Regions from separate parts of the Homo sapiens genome. Here all the other regions are linked to region 2. Evidence: chromatin loops called from intact Hi-C (ENCODE). Cell type or tissue: endothelial cell of umbilical vein. All regions are shown on one strand. Links, peaks and the distances in the headings refer to the core of each region. The heading gives the core; the rest is flanking DNA.

What was found. Peaks named below come from ENCODE experiments on the same cell type or tissue, not always from the same donor. Only the 100,000 strongest peaks of a DNase experiment are listed, where the experiment ranks them.
Region 1: it touches region 2 in a loop (6-fold over the local background); 4 of 110 quality-filtered maps call a loop at or near these places.
Region 3: a loop joins it to region 2, with 9 times the contacts of the local background. A loop is called at or near these places in 3 of 110 quality-filtered maps.

The regions. Positions count from the first base shown.
Region 1 is chr13:109,203,291-109,205,790 of GRCh38, reverse strand. All of the region lies in intron 34 of MYO16 (myosin XVI), which reads right to left. LOC124903207 (a long non-coding RNA gene) reads left to right here. Exons shown (of 2, transcript XR_007063864.1): 1 at 1-2,500. Among named protein-coding and RNA genes, the nearest start is that of MYO16-AS1, 37 kb to the right of the region's middle. In endothelial cell of umbilical vein, for the core only: no CTCF peak of the experiment used is centred there; a DNase peak (open chromatin) is centred at 1,400; H3K27ac peaks cover 404 bases.
Region 2 is chr13:109,266,632-109,277,885 of GRCh38, reverse strand. LOC130494219 (a long non-coding RNA gene) reads right to left here and starts at 5,683. Exons shown (of 2, transcript NR_185888.1): 1 at 5,467-5,683; 2 at 1-255. It overlaps LINC03061 (long intergenic non-protein coding RNA 3061), which reads right to left. Exons shown (of 2, transcript NR_185883.1): 2 at 6,811-10,275. RefSeq lists enhancers at 6,411-7,139, 9,657-10,615. In endothelial cell of umbilical vein, for the core only: no CTCF peak of the experiment used is centred there; a DNase peak (open chromatin) is centred at 4,515; H3K27ac peaks cover 1,857 bases.
Region 3 is chr13:109,339,375-109,350,628 of GRCh38, reverse strand. No RefSeq gene overlaps it. Among named protein-coding and RNA genes, the nearest start is that of LINC00399, 56 kb to the left of the region's middle. RefSeq lists an enhancer at 647-1,846. In endothelial cell of umbilical vein, for the core only: no CTCF peak of the experiment used is centred there; DNase peaks (open chromatin) are centred at 4,938 and 5,888; H3K27ac peaks cover 1,927 bases.

The sequences.
Region 1 (2,500 bases), core at 1-2,500, 69 kb after region 2:
ATCATCTTGTGTCACTATGGCCCCTGAAGAGAGACACCCTGCAGACCAAGCTTACCCCCTGACTTCAGCTAGGGCACAAGACAAGCTGGCTATGTAGCTGGGGTCACCCTTCTTCTGCCAGCCGCCAGAAGTCTGTAGTAGCTGGACATTGCAGATATCAATTTTTCTGGCAATTCTAAGGAAGTATACTGGTTTAAAAAAAAAATGAGATTCTGGAAATCCGAATAGGAATACTGGGGAGAATTCAGAGGAAATGAGATGACTCATCCTACCTCCAAAGCACTAACTACTTTGTTCCAGCACTTCTTCTATCTCATCACAACCCTCTCCATTAAAATGAGAGAAAATAAAACAAAACAGAACACAAGTGGTTATGCACTTATGTAGAAAACAGTCACTTGAAAGCAGCAAAGGGAGTGAGTGTTCCATCCAGGCCCAATTCTAACACCAACACCTGAGCCTACTGTTTCCCCCAGAAAGAGGATTTTAAAGGCTGGGATCAAGGAGATGATGTTTACAGCATGAAGGTCAAACCCATATTCAGAGTCTGTAACTAGAGTTCTGGAGCTGGTTATTAGTAAAAGGAGCCTCCCCAGTTGAATTTACAGACAACCAGAGGAAAGAAGAGCTTAAGGGTAGAAAAGAGGACTATGGTTACTCAGTCCCTAAAGCAATTTCTAGACATAACAGAGAGTGAGCTGCAGAGCAGAGTGGGCCTCTTAAAAGGGTATTTTTTTTTTATTCTTTAGGGCTGCATCAGAATGGCCTGGAAATGAGAAATTCTGTTGGGCAGATGCTTGTGGAAGCCAGATTGCTTCTACTCTCAGCAGAGTGAGCCAAGAAAGCAGGGTGGTGGGAGCTTGCATGAAATCAGGTTATTTAGTGAACACTTTGGCTACACGTGTGCTAGGTGCTTTCGTAAGCACCTTCCAGGCATTAACTCGTCAGCTCTTAAGAGCCCTGTAAAGTGGGTACTTCTATGTTGCAGATCAGGAAACAGGAACAGGGCAGTCAGGTAATCTGGCCAAAGCCACATGGAAAATGACAGATCCTGGCAGCCTGGCCCAAGAGTCCATGGGATGTGTTTCCATTTGTTCGCATCATCTATAATTTCTTTCAAAGTGGGCTAAGGACATGAGTAGACAATTCTCAAAAGAAGATATGCTTTTAGCTGTGAGTCTACTGTGCTTAACCCAACTATTGTGGTCTAGGATCTGATACAGGCTAAGGATCAGAGTCCCCTGTACCATGTTCCTCTTCCCTTCTTTTTCTGAATGGGACCACAGTCATCTATGTTTGTCCAGGAGTGTGTGCCAGCTCCTCCGTCATCCTCCACCAGTGTGTGCTGTGCTGGTTACATTCCCTTCAGTCTCATTAGTGTGGACATGGAACATTCATATTTATGTTCCTTGGCACACACTCAGCATACAGTAGTGATCTCTGAAAACAATGTCACCAGATCAGGAAACAACATTTAACTGATGGAAGAATATCGCTACCATGTCAACTGATTATTTTCCCCAAGTTTTCTTAAGACACCATGTTTCCTAAATGACACAACTTCATATTCATTTATTTAGAAAACAAACTGAGGAACGTTCACTTCTGGAGAGCTATAGCATGTTATTGTTCCTGTTGTAAAAATTTCAAAAAAGAGTCATTTTTCTAAAACATCAGGAAATTCTGACAAATGGAGAGAATTCCAGATGGAGTGAAGCTTTTTGAGGTGAACAGATAATTACCAGCTGCTTTTTTCCTCCCGGGGACATTTGCCAATTCTGAGCATTTCCCCAGATCCAGAGAGTTTTTTCTGGAAGGAAGATAAACCACATGATATTTTGGAGTTTCATGGGACTAAAGAAACAAATTGGAAACTTATAGGTCCTCAAATGCACAGCCATCGTCCACAGGGGACACTCATTTAGCTGTTCACCTGCATGGGTGATGGGCGCCCTAGGCCAAAGTTTATAGAAAGCAGAATGAAACCTCCTACAGTGACAGAGGTGCTTCAGAAGTAAAACCCTGGCAGGGGTGATGATGGCCTCTAGCATGTGACCAGTCTCATCTTAAAACATTTTCTGGATTTTGAAAGTGTGTGGGGCACAAGGCTGCAGAGTCAGGCTGGGAGCTCTGAAACACAGGGCTAGATTTGCTGTCATCTTTCAGGGCTGAGGAACAAAGACCTCGCAATGAAAGGCAAAGGCGGATCAAGCCTGAGGATTAGGAGAGAACCAGGGGTAGACTGGTTCTCCAGCACAGCCCAGCGAGGAACTACAGTAAGAGTGAAAGCTGATGTCTTCATGGAAACACTGGAAGCCAGAAGCCAACATGTTCCTGGTTAAATTACTGAGAGAAAAAAAAAAAAAGTCAACATAAAATTCTACACTGAATAAAAAATACCCCTCGAAAATGAAAGTGATAAGATTGTTTGGCTTTTTTCTTGCTAATTTGTTTGAGCTCCTTGTAGATTCTGAATATTTGTCCTTTGTCAGATGTATAG
Region 2 (11,254 bases), core at 3,315-5,814:
TGATGCTGTTCTTTAGAGAAGACAAGACTGGGCTGCAGTTACAGGGCCAGCCAGTGGACACTGCTGGGGAGCCCAGAGCTTCCCATGGAGAGACTGGAGCCGAGAGAGGGCAGGGTTCCTTCTGAAGAACAGGCTTCGTGCTGCCTTGGGTGTGTGGGAGCTGGCTTCCCTTTCCATTGTGTTTGTGATGATAAATCCTGCACTTGGGATCTTTCCCCAGGTTACTCCCCTTAGACAACCAAGGCTCCTGCAAGGCTGGAAGAGAAAGGCCCCCCTTACTTTAAAGAAAAATGGTTGCCCCTTACCCTGCCCCTAACAACTGGCAGGGTTTGTCAGCCCAAGCCACAGAAATTCCAAGACCAGAGAGAAAGCAACCTTAAACCCCAGCTCAGTGTTCTTAATGTCAGAGATAGTAATCTTGAAAAATGAGTCTTTTCTCTCTGGAGGGCACTTAGGTCTAGATACAGAATATCCATGTTGTGCAGAGCATAGTGTCAGGCCCACCGTCGGCTTTTCCAGACATTAATCCATTTCAAGACCATACTGTGTGTCTTCAAGCCATGAGAATTAAGTGGAAATAATGGATGCCCATCTAGAAGGTAGCTACTGCCCTGTGACTAGAACTCGACACTTCAATAAGTATTCCAATACTTTGTGCAAGCCAGTGGAATGGGCAGAAAGGGGGCCTAGAGGAGAAAAGATTACGCTTTTCAGCCATGGAGGTGCCTGGCTGAGACTCACTATATCAGAAGACAGATGCACAAGAAGAAAGCACATACATGTATTCAATGTAAGTTTTATGTAACATGGGAGCCTTCAGAAATGAAGACCCAAGGAAACAGGGAAATCTATGGATGTTTAGGTTTGATGAAGACTTGGACAGTCATGCAGAAATATGATTGGACAAAGTGGGTGTGACCTAATGGTTATAAAATGAGGGGAACTTAGCAAGGCCTTTGTTCAGATTCGTCTTGGTGTTTTTTTGTCTTCATTCCTTTCCCCCCAATATAAGGAACAGTCTTCTGTAATGAGAGTCTTATGACTTATTTTAGAGAAAGGCCAGAGAATTCTTTCATGGCCTGCTTCAGGGGAGAATGGTGGAAGAAGGTCAGAGAGACCTTCCTGCTTCTGCTGTCTCCTTAAATGCCAGCATGTCATATTCTAGGGTAGCGTGTTCTGGTCCCTGTTACTCATCTTGTATTGTCCTTCAAGCGGCATCTTCCTGCTTCATTTCTTAGTCCTGCTTTATTTACGGCTTGCTCTTATCTTTCTCCCTCTTTCCTTTCTTCTTTACAAAGTAGATTCTCCTGGCAAGGTAGAATTGCAGTGCTCTTTCAAGGACTGAATGGCTGTTGCAATACGTGTGGCTTTTCATGCCTGTCATCTATATAGAGCCATATTCAAATAGGACGACCGGGGCTGGTTAGAGATGTCAGGATTTTAGTGCACCTACTGAAATGCACACTCTGGCCTCCACCAAGAGAGGGACATGGAAACAGGCCTAGGGAATGTAGTACTTTTGATCTTTATCCATACTCCTCCCTCCCTCTTACAACTCTCACAAAATTTGCCCTCAAAAGACACCTTTCATAAAAAGTCAAACATCTCACTTCCTTCTATAACTTCCCTGACTGGTTTGTATTCATTTGAGCTTCTCTTGCAAAGCTGAGCCTCGCTTTGAAAACTCTGGGATCTATTTCATTCTATATGCTGTGCACTTCACATGAGTTCCTTCTGTGCAAGCTGGAGACTCCTCTGGGCTCCTTCCCTGAGTGTTACGCTGGCTTCTTCCTAGACTTCTCATTCAGCTCGGTGTGTGTGTGTGCGTGTGTGTGTGTGTGTGCACGCATGTGAGCATTCACCCCCTAGCTGCAGGTGTAAGGGATGCAGGGATGGAACTCTTCCATCAGAGGATCACTAAAGGCATACTAATTAACTTGTTCTCTTTTTTTTCTCTGAAATAATTTTTCTCTTGGACATATTGAGAAGTAAAAGATTTCATTTTTCACTGAAAAATAAAATGTTCATGCTACCAACAGCCTGCTTTGGATTTCTGAAAGATATCTGCAAGGCCAGGAAGCACACTGCAGCTAGGCTTAATGCTGAAGGGCCCAATCCTCCTTTGAACAAAGGAGCCCTCGATTTACGCCTCTATGGCCCATTTTAGCAAGTTCAATCTTTCCATTAACCCCTGGTAACCATAATGACTTCCTAATACCAGTAAATTAACAAATACCGGGGTGCCACCAAATGCATCCCTGAAGTGCCTTTGGTGTGGTCCCCGGCCTGCTGAAACGAAGCGTGGGCCCCGCCTTTGTTCTTCCCCAGGACTTTTCTTGTGGGCTCACAGCACTTTGAATCTCAAATGAGCTGCCTAATTAATCTCCACAACTATCCTGTGAGACTTGTCCATTATCTTCACTTTGCAGATAGTAACAATTTATAGGACTTGGCTGAGGTCACAGGAAAATTAGCATCAGAGCCAGAATAAAATTCTGAGTTCCTAAACCCCTTTCCTCTTATCCTGTTCCCTAGACAACATCATTTCATCCTCTTGGTATAAAATTAGTAAGTGTGGCGGGGCCGTATTGCATCGTAATGAACTACTGTTTGGTACATGTGACCTAGAGGCTAAGGGCTTTTTTTTTTTTTAAATGCACAGTCTGAAAAGGTACTAAAACAATTATTTTTGGAATATGTCTTACAGAATGGCTTTTAGACGCCATGTGCCCATTCGTCTCCATGAAAGGAATGTCATTTACACAACCCACTGAACATCTCCGTGGTTCAGGTAGTCCTGTGCCAGGACCTGGAGAAGACGCTGACCCTCAGGTGTTTTCTTTTTTGCTGATAAAGTGTGGGTGAAATGTGTTGGACTTGGTGCATGCTGCAATAATTGCAAATGAGATGATCTGCACATGAATTTTCTTGGTGTGATTTTGTTTGATCTTTCTCGGTGTGGTTCTGTAATGGCAAGAGACATCTTCCTCTGCATCAGAGTATGAAACATCTTAAAAGGCATTGCATGGCTGAAGTGCAGGTCTGTATTTTTTAGAACTAGCTATTTGACAGGAAAGGGTGTAAATCCACATTGTGTTCATTCAATTCCACAAGCATTCATTGAACACCATCTCATGACAAGCCAGTGCCAGGGGCCGTGAATGGGGCTGGAGGCAGACACATTCCCAGGGTGACTTTAGAGTGGCCTCTCCTGTGTGCTCATTTGGAAAATCAGAAGGAAGATGACGCAGGCTTGATTCTGTCCGGCTCAGATGTTCAAGAACATTGTGATCACTTCAGATAATGTTTATCTTATTTATGATGTTGCACAGATGTTCAAGAACATTGTGATCACTTCAGATAATGTTTATCTTATTTATGATGTTGCACTGACACAGACTGTCAAGGCTGAATTCCTACCCTGCCTGTCAACAAGTAAACAAGTCCTTAAGCGGATTATGGGAACTAACTAAGGAGTAATTAGAAGCATTTTGTCAAGTCACTAGAATGGAATCCCAGGGTGGACCCTTTAGGAGAGGGAGAGTTCTTTGATAATGCAAACACATTCTTTAGATTCCAGGTTCCAGTGTGGCTTCTGGGTGGCAAAGTGAGAGGAGCTTGCTTTGGAGAAGTGGAGCTGGCCTTAGGAAGGCGTGTTTGACTCTGTTGACAATTATCAGTCAGGAGCTAGATCTGGGTAGGACAGTTAGAAACACTGACATAATTCTTACTTTGTTTTGTTGGCCTTAAGAATAAAAATTTTAAAATACAGATGATTATTCTATACTTTCAGGTTTATTATCAACCTGTAGCACTCAAAAGCTTTCAATTATTGTTAATATATTTGAGTTAAATATCAAAGTAATAGGCATTACTTACTTTTAGAAAATTGCAACCAATAAGAGGCATTTCATTTGTCGTGCATTTAACTTTTGAGACATAATGAATAGTTTCCTAAAACTTTTCAAAGCTGAATGTTATGGAAGAAACATTCTCACCATAACTCTTAAAAATTGCATATCCTTACAAGTGAATACCATATCAAAATATGAAAATCATTTCAGATATTTATTAACTACTTAAAACTGACAAATGGTAAACAGAAATGTCATTTCTTTCATTAGTACAGAGAAAGCTCCCTCACTCCTCCCAAATATCTATTGTGATGAATTGGTTGATTATTTTAAACAATGTAGTTGCACAAATAGACATTAATGTGAATGATGATAGCATGTCACTTCTGAGGAATTGCATTTAGGAGGTACGTGTATGACAGCTTATGTGTAATCTTCAGGCTTGTATTTATGCCACAAGAAAATAGACTTTCTTCAATGATTCACTTCATCACAGGTGGCCTACCTACCTGAAAGACATCTTCATGCCAAAGTTGGCTGACTTTCTCATGCACAACGAACCCATATTCCCGTAGGAATTGAAGGATATGACTAATCAGTTGAAAACAGTTCTTTCATTTGTTTAACATGTCAAACTCAGGAACAAGCCCCAAGGTTCAAGTTTTACTGAAAGACTTTTACCATAGTGCTTTTTTGACATAGAAAAGAAAAACAGAACAATAAAAAAAAGAAAGTCAACAATTTTTTCAGTGAAGAGACTCACAGAGATTGAAGGTTCTCCGAAAACATTCAGGCCAATGCATCATTTTACATATGAGAAAACTGAAGTCCAGAGGTGACAAAATTTGACAAATCTACATAGCTAAAATGAAACCAAACAGACTCGTAATCCTACTTGGTGCTGGAGGGAGGCTGCAATCTGGGGAACTTGTTATCCAGACATCCCAGCTGGTAGAGTGTGCTACTACATAGATAAAGTCACTGTGGTTAGTGTCTAGCCTCAGCTTTAAAGTTCTGGAAAATCAAATTTGTCAATATTCCCATGGTTATTTAGAGTTAGGGGAACTAATATAAATTCCAAAATATAAATTTATAAAAGAAAATATTGTGACTTTTCTTGTTCTCTATGTAGAACATGCCCATAATCTTCCATAATCATCCTTATGACATGCAGCATCCTTACAATGACTGAGAAGTGGTAAATTTGGAAGCTTCTTAGGTGAGTGTCGAGAGGGCCGAGGAACAGAATAGTCTCGGGACATCTAGTCATCCCAATTTTACAATTGAGCTATAGGCTGATAATACCACTGTCTCTGTTCTCTAAATAAGCATGGCAAAATTGTGGTTTTCTGAATGTCGTTCATCAATAATCCAAGCTGGCTTTTTCACAGTTAGTGTCTAGATAAGGTTCAACAACATACATGTGGTTTCTCATGGTTGTATTTTATTTACATTCTATTCCCCCTTTCAGACCAATCAATCACCTTGATTGAAGTTCTGACTGTGGTCTTGCTAAGAATTCTTCTGGAATATGATCCCTTTTGCTTGTCTCTTCAGCTTGCTTGGCAACTTTCTACCCACTTTCCTCAAAATTCCGAGACATCAGACTCACCTCCAGTTCATCTCCAGTTCATGTGACAGCTGCTGTCCCTGCTGGTGAAGTGGCTGTGCTGTCTGGGGTATACACCCTGGGGTTCATCGTCACACACCAAGAATTCAGGACACAATCACATGTGGGTGGGTTAGGGAGTGGAAAATTTAATAGATAGAAGAAAGGAGAGAGGAGAGCAGCTCTTAGAGAGAGAGAGAGAGAGAGACATCTGAAAAGTGGGGAGGCAGTGGACCAAAACAGATATAATAAGTTGGAGAAGGCGGTGTCTGATTTACATAGGGCTCACAGACTGGTTCCATCAGGTATGACGTCTACATAGTGTGCGGGGGAAGGCTGGTTGCCCCACCCTAATCTAATTATGCAAATAGGCTTTCCAGTTGATCAGAGCCATCTTCTCTGCTCCTTACAATACACTTGGCTGGCAGGGAAGGGAAGATGGAGCCACCAGTTTGAAAATGTCTAGTCCTTAGTTCCTGCTGGCATTCACCTATGCAAGCTCCCAGCTTGCAGGCTGCTCTTTGTTAGAAAATGACTTGGGGCTGCTTTTCATTAAAAAGAAAAGCCTTACCCAGGACTCCCATGCCCTTGCTATCTGCCTAAGCAATTCCTTCTTAACTCCTATATCCCTGGGGAGATGGTAGGAGTGCTGCCCCTGTCTCCTTGCTTGAGAGGGGAACTGCCCCAGGGAACCACCGCCATCTTTCTCTATTGCCTGTGTGACTGCAGCATGGTGAGGTTCTAAGTCCCTGTACCCCTTTTGACTAAGGATGTTTTCCTTCTTCCCCATGATTTTGCTGGAGAATGAGAGGCAGAATTAAAACGTGCTGCATTTGTATTCAGATGTAAAGTTTGTGTCTCTGCAGAAAGCATTGCTTGTGTAGAGAAGGAAAGCATATTGTTTTAGTCCACAGGGGAGCTAGAAATGTGATCAGTCATCAGAATAAGGCAGATGTGTGCTAAATATTTCAGTCACTTATTAGCAGATAATTTATTGGCTTATTATCAAATGTAGCAAATATTTGCCATGTCTGCTTTGGGTTACTTTTTTTGGGAAGCCTTAGGCCGATTTTTGGCAACAGGGATTGAAAACATTTTACCACTTCCCTTACTGAAAAGGCCTTGTTGCCTGGGTGGGTGCCCAAGTCGTTGGTCTCACAGCTGAGGAAATCGACGATGCAGACACACCAAGGACGAGGTCAGAGCAGAAGCAGAAGTTTAACAGGTGAAAGAAAGAGAACAGTTCTCTGCTGCAGAGAGGGGTCCCAGAAAGGGTTGCCGTCCCACAGTAAAATGAAAGGGTTTTTTTCATGCGCGTCCGTGTGAAGAGACACCAAACAGGCTTTGTGTGAGCAACATGGCTGTTTATTTCACCTGGGGGCAGGCGGGCTGAGTCCGAAAAGAGAGTCAGCGAAGGGAGATAGGGGTGGGGCCGTTTTATAGGATTTGGGAAGGTAATGGAAAATTACAGTCAAAGGGGGTTGTTCTCTGGTGGGCAGGGGCGGGGGTCACAAGGTGCTCAGTGGGGGAGCTTCTGAGCCAGGAGAAGGAAATTCACAGGGTTAATCACTCAGTTAAGGTGGGGCAAGAACAAATCACCATGGTGGAATGTCATCAGTTAAGGCGGGGCAGGGCCTTTTCAGTTCTTTTGTGATTCTTCAGTTACTTCAGGCCATCTGGGCGTATACGTGCAAGTCACAGGGGATGCGATGGCTTGGCTTGGGCTCAGAGGCCTGACATTCCTGCCTTCTTATATTAATAAGAAAAATAAAACAAAATTGTGTTGAAGTGTTGGGGCGGTGAAAATTTTTGGGGGGTGGTATGGAGAGAGAATGGGCGATGTTTCTCAGGGCTGCTTCAAGCGGGATTAGGGGCGGCGTGGGAACCTAGAGTGGGAGAGATTAAGCTGAAGGGAGGTCTTGTGGTAAGGGGTGACATTGAGGGGGTTGTTAGAAGAAACATTTGTCATACAGAAAGATTGGTGATGGCCTGGATACGGTTTTGTATGAACTGAAAAACTAAATGGAATAAGAGAAGGAGAAAAACAGGTATAAAAGGACTAAGAATTGGGAGGATCTAGGACATCTAATTAGAGAATGCCTAAGGAGGTTCAGCATAGTCCTTCCAGCGAAGATTATTTATTTACTTCAAGAGTTAAGAGTGGCAGTTTGGGGATAGCATGAGGAGATATCAGCCATGATGGCTTGGAGAAACAGTGTAAACTGGCAGTGTAAACAAGAGCAGGGCATGTATGAGTAGTTGAGAACGGAGAATAGGAGTATGACTAGACGGAAAATAGTAGGGATGACAAGTTTTTTTGGGGGCACAGTCTAAGTTGGTCTGGTGTCTGGGATGAGACTGGGGCCTAATAAAAAGGAGCTTAAATGGACTGTACCTTGTAGCATTCTGAGGACAGGTCTGACTTCTGAGAAGGGAAAGTGGTAAAAGTATTGTCCAGTTCTTTTTAAGTTGGTGGCTGAGCTTGGTGAGGTGTGTTTTTAAAAGACCTTTAGTCCGTTCTACTTTTCTTGAAGACAGAGGACTATAAGGGATATAAACTGAAAAACTGCTTGGCTAATTTGACTAATAAAGCCTGGTCTGTTATCAGACTGTATAGAGGTGGGAAGGCTAAACTGAGGAATTATGTCTGACAGAAGGGAAGAAATGACTGCGGTGGCCTTCTCAGACCCTGTAGGAAAGGCCTCTACCTATCTAGTGAAAATGTCTACTTAGACTAAGAGGTATTTTAGTTTTTGTGACTCGGGGCATGTGGAGTAAAGCTAATTTGCCAGTCCTGGGCGGGGGCAAATCCTCGAGCTTGATGTGTAGGGAAGGGAGGGGCCTGAATGATCCTTGAGGAGTAGCAGAATAGCAGATAGAATAGCAGATGGAACACTGAGAAGTTATTTCCTTGAGGATAGATTTCTACAATGGAAAGGAAATGAGAGGTTCTAAGAGATGGGCTAGTGGCTTGTAATATGGGGAAATGGGGTGAATGTCAGGTGGATCAGAGAGATGCAGTCATGGGGATCAGGTGTGGTATCAGGAATAATGTGGGAGGCCAGATTGAAGTCTGGGCCAGGAACAATGGTAATTGTGGGACTTAACAAAGAATGAGTACAGCTGAAGGAGCCGGGGAGCAGAAAGTATATGCGTCAGGTATGAGGAAGAAAATAGATTTTGGAAGTTATGAGAAATGTAGAGAGTGAGTTGAACATAGTTTGTGATTTTTAGGGCCTCTAAAATTATTAAAGCAGCGGCAGCTGCTGCATGCAGACATGAGGGCTAGGCTAAAACAGTAAGGTCAAGTTGTTTGGACAGAAAGGCTACAGGGTGGGGTCCTGGCTCTTGTGTAAGAATTCTGACCGCACTAACCATGCCTAGGAAGGAAAGGAGTTGTTGTTTTGTAAGGGATTGAGGTTTGGGAGATTAATCAGACACCATCAGCAGGGAGAGCACCTGTGTTTTTGTGAAGAATTATGCCGAGGTAGGTAACGGATGGAGAAGAAATTTGAGCTTTGGAGGGGGATACCCGATATCCTTTGGAGAATAAATGCTGAAGGAGCAGAAGTATGTCTTGTTGAGAAGATTCAAAGGAGGGGCTACAAAGAAGAAGGTCATCAATATATTGAATAAGGTGAGAAGTGGAGGGGTGGAAAGAAAGTAGATCATGAGAAAGAGCTTGGCTGAAGTAATGAGGGCTGTCCCTGGAACCTTGCGGCAGCACAGCCCAGGTAAGCTGCTGAGCCTAATGGGTGTCAGGGTCAGTCTAAGTGAAGGCAAAGAGAGGCTGAGATGAAGAGTGCAAAGGAATAGTAAAGAAAGCATGTTTGAGATCCAGAACAGAATAATGGGTAGTAGAGGGAGGTATTGAGGATAGGAGAGTATATGGGTTTGGCACCACGGGGTGGATAGGCAAAACAATTTGGTTGATAAGGCACAGATTCTGAACTAAGTTGTAAGCCTTGTCTGGTTTTAGGACAGGTAAAACGGGGGAATTGTAAGGAGAGTTTATAGGCTTTAAAAGGCCATGCTGTAGCAGGTGAGTGATAACAGGCTTTAATCCTTTCAAAGCATGCTGTGGGATGGGATATTGGCATTGAGTCGGGTAAGCGTGATTAGGTTTTAATGAGATGGTAAGGGGTGCATGATCGGTCGCCAAGGAGGGAGTAGAGGTATCTTATACTTGTGGGTTAAGGTGGGGGAATACAAGAGGAGGACGCAAAGGAGGCTTTGGATTGGGAAGAAGGGCAGCAATGAGATGCAGCTGTAGTCCAGGAATAGTCAGGGAAGCAGATAATTTGGTTAAAATATCTCGGCCTGATAAGGGAACTGGGCAGGTGGAGATAACTAAAAAAGAGTGCATAAAAGAGTGTTGTTCAAGTTGGCACCAGAGTTGGGGAGTTTTAAGAGGTTTAGAAGCCTGGCTGTCAATACCCACAACAGTTATGGAGGCAAGGGAAACAGGCCCTTGAAAAGAAGGTAATGTGGAGTGGGTAGCCTCCATATTGATTAAGAAGGGGACAGACTTACCCTCCACTGTGAGAGTTACCTAAAGCTCGGTGTCCATGGTGGTCTACAGGGCTTCTGAGGCGATCAGGCAGCGTCAGTCTTCAGCCACTAAGCCAAGAAGGAGTCAGTCAGAGAGCCTTGGGCCAGAGTTCCAGGGGCGCTGGGAGTGGCTGCCAGGTGAGTTGAACAGTCCGATTTCCAGTGGGGTCCCGCACAGATGGGACATGGCTTAGGAGGAATCCCTGGGCTGCAGGCATTCCTTGCCCTGGTGGTCAGATTTCTGGCACTTGCAGCAAGCTCCTGGGGGAGGAGGTTCTGGAGGAATGTCTGGCCACTGCGGTTCAGGCATTTGGAAGTTGTTGTGTGCTGGAGATGTGGCTGGGGTTTGTCTCACAGTGGAGGCAAGGAATTGCAACTTCCTTTTTTTTATTATTGTACACCTTGAAGGTGAGGTTAATTAAGTCCTGTTGTGGGGTTTGAGGGCCAGATTCTAATTTTTGGAGTTTTATTTAATGTCGGGAGCAGATTGGGTAATAAAATGTGTATTGAGAATAAGATGGCCTTTTGACCTTTTAGGGTCTAGGGCTGTAAAGCATCTCAGGGTTGCTGCCGAACGAGACATGAACTGGGCTGGGTTTTTATATTTGATGAAAAAGAGCCTAAACGCTTCTGATTTGGGATAAAGAAAAAGGAGCATTAACCTTGACTATGCCTTTGGCTCCAGCCACCTTTTTAAGAGTAAATTGCTGGGCAGGTGGGGGAGGGCTAGTCACAGAACGAAACTGTAAGCCAGACCAGGTGTGAGGAGGGGAGGCGATAAAAAGATTACAGGGTGGAGGAGCGGAGGCTGAGGAAGAATTGGGACCTAGCTTGGCCTGGCAAGGAGGGGAGAGGTCAGATGGGTCTGTAGAAAAGGAAGATTAGAAAGACTCAGTGACGCTTGGGGTTGGGACTGAGGGGACAGGCGGGAGGGAAAGAAGGAAGATTCAGAATGAGTTGCACTGGGCACAGAGACTAGGAAGGGACTGATGTGTAAAAGAATGCCTGGATGTCAGGCACCTCAGACCATTTGCCCATTTTATGACAAGAATTATTTAGATCTTGTAGGATGGAAAAATTGAAAGTGCCGTTTTCCGGCTATTTGGAACTACTGTAGAGTTTGTATTGGGGTCAAGAGGCATTGCAGAAGAAAATGAGACACTTAGATTTTAGGTCAGGTGAGAGTTGAAGAGGTTTTAAGTTCTTAAGAATACAGGCTAAGGGAGAAGAAGGAGGAATG
Region 3 (11,254 bases), core at 3,634-6,133, 72 kb before region 2:
CCCGCGATTTGAAGACATATGTAACCAGCACTTGCCACCTTATCATTATACTCTAGAAGGCCATCAACCAAGACTTCATTCCGGATGTCCTAGCTCTCAGAGAACATCCCTTTCGACCCAATTGTATTGTCTGTTCATACTCTATTATTACAGTAAATGTGAGTGAACAGCAGTGTATTGACTTTTAATTATGTATAGTATATTTTTAAAATTTGTAATTACTATTCCTTTATACGTCTCTAAAAATCTTGTAATTATGATGCTAAACACTATCACACCATTGGAAATGGCAGAACTGTTCAGATTTGCCAATATCTGGGTGATTACTCTTGCTTGCAAAGGTTTTTAGAGAAGTAATAATTATGTGCTTAGCATTTAAGCTATTTCTCCAAGTTTACAATTATTATTCTTTCTTTCTGCAGAGAGCACTGTGACTTACAAAGAGTAAGAAAACTAGAAACTTTTGTTTGGTTTGCCAATGTATTGGCAGCATGATTGGGACAGAATCCAGGTCGTGCCCCAGGAGAAAGCTATTCGTGACACCATCTCTTCGCACCCTGAAAACATATTTATTAATTCAGTGTTTGACGTGTGTTTGTAATTACTGATGTGTATTTATGGGTTTCAGGTGATTTTTTTAAATCTTAGAATCTCTGCCCCTTATTGAGGGTGGTCTTAAGGTAATAGGACATTTACTGAAACAACCTTCTGTACCAAACATGATGCCTTCTTTTACCTCCGTGGCTTCCAGCTTCAACCTGTACTCCATGTTCCTTCCAGACTCTGTGCTCCATCCACAGCAAACATTGCAGCTTGCTAAGCAGCCTGTGCTGTTGCTTCTGGGCCTTTGCATCGGATGTGGTCCCTGCTTAACAGACCTTCCCTAGCTCTTTGCCTGCACACAATATTCAGCTCACCCTTCAATTCAACGCAGCTAACTCACCTTTTCTTCTCTAACAGCCTCATCCCCTCCCCTAGAGACTTATCCACTTCTCTTTGTGCTACACTGGTATACTAGGCATTTCTGTCATTTTTTTTCCTGTATAACATCCTCTGAATGTAGCATCTATTTAGTAATTATCCTATTTGAGGATGGAACTGTCTTTAAAAGAATCTTCAAGATATATACAACCAAAAATGGCAAACAGAGTAACACCTACACAAGTTTGGTACAGTGCCAGAAACACATGCTTTATTTTTCTGGACAAATTAAAGAAATTCACCTTTGGTCACGTCCACTTCTATATTTGGACATTTTCATGTGGTTTCTGGGTACTTCTCTCTTCTTCATTCCTCTTGTTTTTTTTCCTGGCTTATTTTTACATTAGTAGTTCAATTTTTAAAGTTCCTGAAACAAATGCAAAAAGTTGGTATGGTATTATTCAAAGTATAAGATCAATTTGTAGATCTTAGGAAATTCTAATTCTATGAGTCACTTTACTTCTTCTGTATGGGTCTCCTTTTATTCACTTAAACTGTTAATGTAACAAGAATTTATCTACTGAGTGATTGCACCAAGCACCCTGTCCTTATTCCTTGCAGGGAAATAGTAGGAGTGAAGAATCTCCTTAGTCATTATTTTAAAGTATTTTTTTCAAGTCAGTGAAACTACAACAGTAATGACAAAGTTAAAAGCATTTAGATTACAACTTCAAACAGTGATTATATCTCAAACATGTGCTATTAAAAAATCTTCGGGAGTTAGAATGTGATAAGATTTGTCATTCATTTTCACAGATATTTGGAAGATATTTCAAATAATAAATTTTGCTACTAAGTGGTAATTTAATTGTGCATTTAGACTCAAATTTCTCTGGACAAACATCCTACTTAAATTTTTCTTACCCATAGTAGATTTTATTCGAACGAGAGTAAACACTTTAAAAGCTTTGATGGAAGAATTAGTAAGTACCAATGACTCATAGTTCATCTAGCATTTTTCTTCCCTCATGCATTTTGATGACCATTTAATGGGTTACACCACCAAAACAGCTCCATTAAAAATTTTCAAGCCAGAATAAGAAGGTAAAATTAACCCACAGTTTTTCAGGTAGATCCATGAATTAAGACAACTACAGGAAACATCAATGGGTAAAAAAAAATGTATTCTCTTTTTATAAGTTTATAATAATTATTTATTAGGATCACTGTCCTTCAAAGTTCTAAATTTAATTGAAGAAAACTTGTTAATGCTTATAGAAGAGTCACTTTGTTAAATTTATCATGTTTGTATATTAATTGCTGATACGTGAGATAAATCTAAACATGATATAATCAGTCATAATATTTGATTTTTAAATTGGCAATTACATTTCTTGATTATTGATTTAGAAGAATTTTCTTTTTTTCTTTCTTTCTTTCTTCTTTCTTTCTTTCTTTTTCTTTCCTTCCTTCCTTCCTTCTTTCTTTCTTTCTTTTTCTTTCTTTCTCTTTCTTTCTTTCTCTTTCTTTCTTTCTTTCTTTCTTTCTTTCTTTCTTTCTTTCTTTCTTTCTTTCCCTTCCTTCCTTCCTTCCTTCTTTCTTTTCTTTTCTTTTCTTTTCTTTTCTTTTCTTTTCTTTTCTTTTCTTTTCTTTTCTTTTCTTTTCTTTTCTTTCTTTTCGGATCTCACTCTGTTGCCCAAGCTGGAATGCAGTGGCACAGTCATGGCTCATTGCAGCCTTGACCTCTCAGACTAAACTGGCCCTCCCACCTCAACCTCCCAAGTAGCTGAGACTACAGGCATGAGCCACCAGGCCCAGCTATTTTTTTAATTATTATTATTTGTAGGAGTGAGGTCTCACTATGTTGCCCAGGCTGGTCTTGAACTTTTGGGTTCAAGCAATCCGCCCGCTGCAGTCTCCCAAAGAGCTGAGATTATAGGCATGAGCCACCATGCCTGACCTAGAAAAATTTTCAATATGTTACAGAATGTTTATCAATCTGGTAGTGCTATTAAAATAGGGTCTTGGAAATACCCTTCTGGCAGCAGAGAGCAGATCTGGTGGCAGGGAATATGACCAACTCACAGAAAGGGCACAAGCAAGGAAACAGTGTGAGGTGGTAGCAAGAGTGATGAAGAGAACAAGGCAGATTCAACAAGTGCATGGAAGTAAAATCAGCAGAACTTGATAGATCTGTTAGCTATGCAGAAGAAGAGAAAAGAAAGAAAGTGAAAGATGGCTTGGTCAATTCTATCCCAGGTCTTTCCAGAAAGGAATTCAGGGAGGACCTGGTTTGGGAAAGGCCAAAGGTGGGAGCAATGATGAAACGGGTGTAATCCATGGTCAGAGACTCTGAAAGAGGGCATCACTTTAAAACACATAAGTAATTTTTAAAAATCCTAATTATTATATCACCAGTGAACTTGGTGAAAAAAAGAATTGGGAAGGCTGATAATAAAATGCTTTTTCTAAAGGGATCTCTCTGAAGAATTCAGTTTTATTATTTCAATAGGTTTTGGTGAAACAGGTGGTGTTTGGTTACATGAATAAGTTCTTTAGTGTTGATTTCTGAAATTTTGGTGCACCCATCACCCTAGCAGTGTACACTGTACCCAATGTGTAGTCTTTTATCCCTCATCCCCCTCCAACCCTTTCCCCTGAGTCCCCAAAGTCCATTGTAAAATTCTTATGCCTTTGCATCTTTATAGCTTAGCTCCCACTTATGAGTGGGAACATATGATGTTTAGTTTTCCATTCCTGAGTTACTTCACTTAGAATAATGGTCTCCAATTCCACCCAGGTTGCTGCGAATGCCATTATCTCATTCCTTTTCAAGGCTGAGTAGTATTCCATGTGTCTATGTGTATGTGTATATATATATATATACACACACATATAGATATAGATATATATACATGTGATATATAGGTATATATCAGATTTTCTTTATCCACTCATTGATTAGTGGGCATCTGGCTGGTTGTATATTTTTGCAATTTCAAATTGTGCTGCTATAAACTTGCACGTGCAGGTATCTTTTTCACACAATGACTTCTTTTCCTCCGGGTAGATACACAAGAGTATGGGATTGCTGGATCAAATGATAGATCTACTTTTAGTTCTTTAAGGAATCTCCACACTGTTTTCCATAGTTGTTGTATTATGTTGGTGCAAAAGTAATTGCAGCTTTTGCCATTAAAAGTAATGAGTAATGAGCCTACCCTTTAATCTGCCATGGAGAATGATGATCACAATAAGAGACTTAATATTTATTCTGTGCTTCCCAGGTGTCAGGCATTATATGCTGTTCTATGTCTTATCTCAGCCATTGAGAAGTCCTATCAGGCAGGGCTGATTGTCCCCACTTACAAAAGGGTGAGATCTAGCTCCGAGAGGATTCATGATATGCCACAGGACTGACAGCCAGGAGTAACTTTCAGGACTGCTCTGAACAGGCAACCCTAGGGAGAACTGCATGAGCCCACAATCTGGGATCAATGAGCAGATAAGAGAGATGAGAGAGGACAAAGCTGCTCCTCTGCTCCTTTTTCCCCCCAACTTTCTCCTTTAAGATCCATCTTTAGGGGCAGCAGGGAGAACAAATGGGTGCAATGGGAAGTGGGGTCCCGGAGCTCAGAGGCAATAAGAGCAGCTGACGTGCATGGGGCTGAGGTTCCAGGTAGAGCTGGATTTTACTCCAAAGTGTGCAGAACCCAATTTCAACTATCTTTGAAGAATCACAAAGAAAGTGAAAGGGCAAAGCCACGAGTCCTGGAAACCTCAAATAGTCATACTTGATGGTATTTTCTGGTAAACCTGTGGAATGGACTATTGTGCTACAGACTTATAAGCCCTTTAGAAAAAGCAGTCATGATTTTCAGGAGTCAGCATGGCTTCACTAACAGCGAGTCACACCTCATTTGCTTTCTGACATTTGACTGGACTGGCAGCTTGGAAGATGACATAGATGTGGGGTAGCTGGGTTCCATCAAAGCATGTGACAGAGTTCTGTTTAATATGTTCACGGAAGCACAGCAGGATGACATGAATGGACTGATAGCAAAATCGGATGCAACGTAAAGCAGTGAATAACTATTTTTTTAAAAAGTGGTGATTAATGTACTGATATCAGCCTGAAAGGAAGTCATTAGCAGTAAGCCAAAAGGTTCTGATACGATTAAATCCAGTCAAATGCTTTTATCATTCACTTACTTGAAGGCATGGAAAACATGCTTCTCAAATAAGTGGGTAATCTAATGATTGTGGGAATGTCTACTACAGCAAATGACTGTATCAAGATTTAAATAATCTAGGGATGCCAGTATGAAGCACAAAAGAAGGTGTTGGAAATTTCTTTCTGAGAAATCCTTTGAAACAAGATAGATCCCTCATCAAGCCAGAGCTGGTAAGAATTTCTGCTTTTGACTTGTATTTAATTTTGAATTGAATTTGGTGAATAAAATTTGGCTTCTTTTCCTCCTCCTGTAGAAACTAACTCCAAAATAAGAAGCAAAACAAACAAATGAACTTCATCTTTAATTTTTAAAAAAGAAAAATAAAAATGAAGGAAAGAAAGAATAAAACAGAAGCCTAGCCTCTCAAAAGCAGTGACAATCAAACATGGAAACCCTCGAGGGTGGACACCTATGGTCCCAGACCTCAGAAAAGGCCATCAAAGTCCACTTGTTCAAGGTAGATGGCAGCCATGCAGGTTAGATCTAAACTCGGGTCACAGGATGGGGATGAGTTCTGCCCGGCCCTGAGAGCGTCCCCAGAGTTCGTCTGGCTCTGAGAGAAAGTTGAGGAAAAGTGGCTGAGAGAGCACCGTGCCAAAGTGTCTTCAGAAGGTTGTCCTTGGTGACAACATGAGGCAGGTGGTGAGGCAAGGAGAAGTTCCACTGGGAGTCCCCCGAATGTTGATCCTGCTTGGATGAAAGGAAATGAGAGTCCAGAAGCTCATCTGCACTCCATAGTCCTGAGTCATTCTGAGAATTCCTAACATCCTGAAGCACACGCTGCCCCAGGTCCCACATGGACTTCCTACAGATAGTCAATATGTGGAGAGCTTGTCTTGTTCAAACATGAGAAATATTCGAGAAATAATTTAAAAGGAATAAGCAAAATATACAAAGATTGTACAATTCTACAAATGGGAAGAAAGAACAGAGAAATTAATTTCTAATGCAGACAAAAACCTGCATTAGAAAAACGCTACCACAAAGAGAGATTATGATCCAACCTATCTTCACAAATTACCAACAAAATGAAACCATCATCTGTATAAACAAAACACGCAGCAGAAACACATTAGTTCATGGGTGATATATTGGGACCTCAGAAGAATGTGCTATGTGAGCTGGTGTAGCTCAGGAAAAAATGTGAAAAATATAAATGCACAGGAAAAAATGATAGCTAAATGGGAAGCAGCACTAAGGAGAAATACTATGAAAATACAGCTCTGCACATAATGGACTGTACTGAGAAAAACACTCAAAATATAAAGAAAATGAGCAAAGAGTTAATGGGATTACAGTGAAAAACAGTAGTTATGGAACAAGGCAAGTAAAATCTAGAAAGTGTGATGGATTTACCTAAGTAGGGTGTATTAGTCAGGGTTCTCTAGAAGGACAGAACTAATAGGATATATATATATACACACACACTATATATATACACATACACATATATATGTGTGTATATACATATATACATATAAATACATATACATATACACACATATATAGTATAGGATATATATATATAGTGTGTATATATATATATACTTATAGGATATATATATATAGTGTGTATATATATATACTAATAGGATATATATATACACTAATAGGATATATATATACACTAATGGGATACATAATATATATACTAATAGGATATATACTATATATATACTAATAGGATATATACTATATATATACTAATAGGATATATATAATATATATACTAATAGGATATATATTATATATATACTAATAGGATATATATTATATATATACTAATAGGATATATATTATATATATACTAATAGGATATATACTATATACTAATAGGATATATACTATATATATACTAATAGGATATATACTATATATATACTAATAGGATATATACTATATGCTAATAGGATATATACTATATATATACTAATAGGATATATACTATATATATACTAATAGGATATATACTATATATATACTAATAGGATATATATTATATATATACTATTAGGATATATATATATATACTAATAGGATATATATATACTAATAGGATATATATATATATTAATAGGATATATATTATATATATACTAATAGGATATATATTATATATATACTAATAGGATATATATATATACTGATAGGATATATATATATACTATTAGGAGATATCTATATCTATATCTATATCTATATATATATGTAGTGGAGTTTATTAAGTATTAACTCACATGATCACAAGGTCTCACAATAGGCCGTCTACAAGCTGAGGAGCAAGGAAGCCCAGTCTGAGTCCCCAAACTGAAGAACTTGAGAGTTCTGTGTTAGAGGGCAGGAAGCATCCAGCACAGCAGAAAGATGTAGGCTGGGAGCCTAGGCCAGGAGCCTAGGCCAATCTAGCCTTTTTGCATTTTTCTGACTGCTTAATATCCTGCCCATGCTGGCAGCTGATTAGATGGTGCCCACCCAGATTAAGGGTGGGTCTGACTTTCCCAGCCCATTGACTCAAATGTTCATTTCTTTTTTTTTTTTTTTTATTTTTTTTTTTGAGACGGAGTCTCGCTCTGTCGCCCAGGCTGGAGTGCAGTGGCGGGATCTCGGCTCACTGCAAGCTGCGCCTCCCGGGTTCACGCCATTCTCCTGCCTCAGCCTCCCAAGTAGCTGGGACTACAGGCGCCCGCCACTACGCCCGGCTAATTTTTTGTATTTTTAGTAGAGACGGGGTTTCACCGTTTTAGCCGGGATGGTCTCGATCTCCTGACCTCGTGATCCGCCCGCCTCGGCCTCCCAAAGTGCTGGGATTACAGGCGTGAGCCACCGCGCCCGGCCTCAAATGTTCATTTCTTTTGGCAACATCCTCACAGACACACCCAGGATCAATACTTTGCATCCTTCAGTCCATTCAAATTGACACTCAGTATTAACCATCACATAGGGTATCAAAATAACAAAAGAGTAAAATATTCAAAAAACATTATTTTAAAAAACTTCAAAAAACAAATATTTACATTTCCAGTTTGAGAGGGTATCTTATGTCCCGAGGAAAATCCATGTAGAAAAGACAACCATAAGACATAGCTAGTAAACTTTCTGAACCTTAAAGGACCCTGAGGTTAGAAGATGTATTTGTTTGCCATTGCTACTGTAGAAAAATACACAAACTTAGTAACTGAAAATACTGCAAATTTATGATCTCACAGTTCTGGAGATTGGCAGTCCAATTAGTCTTCTGGGGCTGAAATCAGGGTGCTGACACACTTGCATTCCTCCTGCAGGCTCTAGAGGGGATCCACCTCCTCACCTTGCCCAGCACCTATACTTCCTTCCTCACGGCTCCTCCCTCCACCTTTAAAACCAGCCTCATGGCATCTGCAAATCTGTCTGACCTCTGCTTCTGTCCTCACAGCTCTTTTTCTGCCTCTAGTGCTCCTGCCTTTTTCTTACCAAGGCCCTTAAACACACCCGGATAATTCATAATCATCTTCCCACTCCAATATCAGTAAATTAATCCCATCTGTAGAGTCCCTTGCTACCATTTTAAGGTAGCATATCCACAGTTTTCAGGGATTAGGTGAAGCACATCTTGGAGAGAGGGTGGCATTATTCTGCCAACCATAAAAGGCAAATGAAAAGTTCGTCTAGAAGGTAGAAGGAAAGAAAAACTAAACTTCTGTAGATTTTTCCACAGTGGCAGGGAAATAATGGAAAATATTTGTATTCATTATTTGTTGCTGCCTAACAAATTACTCAAAAACTTAGTGTCAACAACACACCAAAAACGACATATTATCCATATCTTTTCTGCAGATGAAGAATTTGGGAGCAGTTTAAGGGCAGTTCTGGCTCAGGGTGCCTAGTGAGGTTGCCATCAGAATGGCAGCTGGGACTCCAGGCATCTGAGGCTGCCTGGGCCAGAGGGTCTGTGTCCAAGGTGCCTTCTCACAGGATGGAAGGCAGTGCCGGCATCGGTGAGGCTGCTTGGGCGTCTTCTACAGTCGCAGTACGGCAATTGGCTTCCTCCAGAATGAGACCCAAGAGAACAAGAGGCAGGCCTTGAAACTCATGTCATCATTTCTGTCCTGCCCTGTTTGTTAGAAGTGAGGCTCAATGGACCTCACACTGCATTTGTATCAAATGCCCACAAGAGGCAAATCTATAGATGCAGAAAGTAGATTTGTGGGTAGCTTAAGGCTGGAGAGGGGACTGGCAGGGCTGAGAGATGACAGAAGGTGTGGGTTTCTTTGGGGATAATGAAAATGTTCTGAGTGTGGTCATGGTGGTACATTTCTGTAAATATATAAATTTGAAAAACAGTGAATGTGCACTGTAAATTTTATGGTATATGTAGTGTATATGAACTCTATCTCAATAAGGCTGTTACCAAAAATACATACGTATTTAATGAAGTATACTATATAAAGTTACAGGTAAAGTTAGTCTGAAAACTAAAAAAAAAATTCAGATCAACAGAAAAAATAAATAGAAGACATGTAGTGAAATATTATGTAGTGTAAGATTTATAATAGCAAAAAATATACATAAAACGCTAGAACACAAAGAAAGCTTTCCATGTAAAAGTGATCAATATATCTGACATCCTCTTAACTAGTAAAGGAAAAAGACTCAGCTTGATTGGGAGAATCACTTCAGGATGTGTACACGTATCAAGTCATCATGTTGTGCACCTTAAATATATGCCATGTTTATTTGTCAATCACGCCCCAATAAAACTGGGAAAAAAACAAAGCAAGAAATCGGCACATATATATTTAAGAGACAAACTAAAAAGTTGTAATTCAGAAATATTTAAGTTAACATGATGAGAATGGCATACTATGAAAATGCCAAGAATGTAAAGGGTCAGAATCTTAATATCAGATAGGGTTGCATTCTGGAAAATAAACAAACAAACAAAAAACACCAAAAAAAAAAAGACAAAGGCATTTTATATGTTAATTGTTGCTATCCACAGTGAAGACTGAAGGCATGAAATTTTATGCATAAAATAACATTATTAACATAGGAAAGCAAATCTTCTAGATAAAAATGAAATCATGAGAATTATAGACAAAAACAAGTATAGAATTCTTTCAGCCTATGATAGGTTTTCGAAATAACTAATTATATAGAATATCTCCATAGACCAATATTAGAAATTAAATTTCATTTTAGTAAGTGATACATAATTAATAAATAGCAAAGACATAAATGCTTAAAACCATACTGAGATTCCGGTCTGGCAATTCTTATCACATTTTATAACACAATGTATTAACAAGGGTATCATGAAGCAGATGTTTTCAGGCTTTTCTTGGGGGAGAGTAGATGTGAATAACTTTTAAGGTGAGCAATCTGATCATTTATCAAAATTTAAAATGTATATAATCTTTGATTCAATAATTCCACTTCCAGAAATTTATTCTACTAATATACATACATGTTGACAAGATGATATGAGAAACAAAATACTTAAAGTGTTGTCAGATTATAACCCAAATTTAAAATACATACCAATTTTTCTATGCTGATACAAATGACTGACTGGATAAAGAAATAGAGAGAATAGACAAATCTCCCATGCAGAAGAACTCCAAATAATGTATGCAGATGCTTCACTCTCAAGGAGAGGGAGCATAACTCCCCACTCGCTAAGTGTAGTATGCAAACAGTGACGTCCTTCTGATTGTACAGGACCAGAGGAAAGGAGCAAATTTATGGTGGAGAAACCTGACCAAGACTCCCTTAACCAGGTGATCAAGGTCACCATCTGCAGAAAGAAGTAATGTTGACAGTATGCACCCGGGATATAATGTGATAGAAATGACACTTTATCTTTGTGATTTTCATTCTGAAAAGCCATAAGCCCACTCTAATCATGAGCAGTTCCATAGAGAGGCCTTCTCCGAAAGACCTGAGCAGTTGTCCTCAAAACTGTCCAGAGTCATCAAAAACAAGGACTGAGAAACTCCAAAAGCCAAGAGGAGACTAAGGAGACATGGTGACTAAATGTAACATGGGATCCTGGATGGGATCCTAGAACAGAAAAATACATGAGGTAAAATAAGACAATTTGAAGAACTATGGGCATAGTT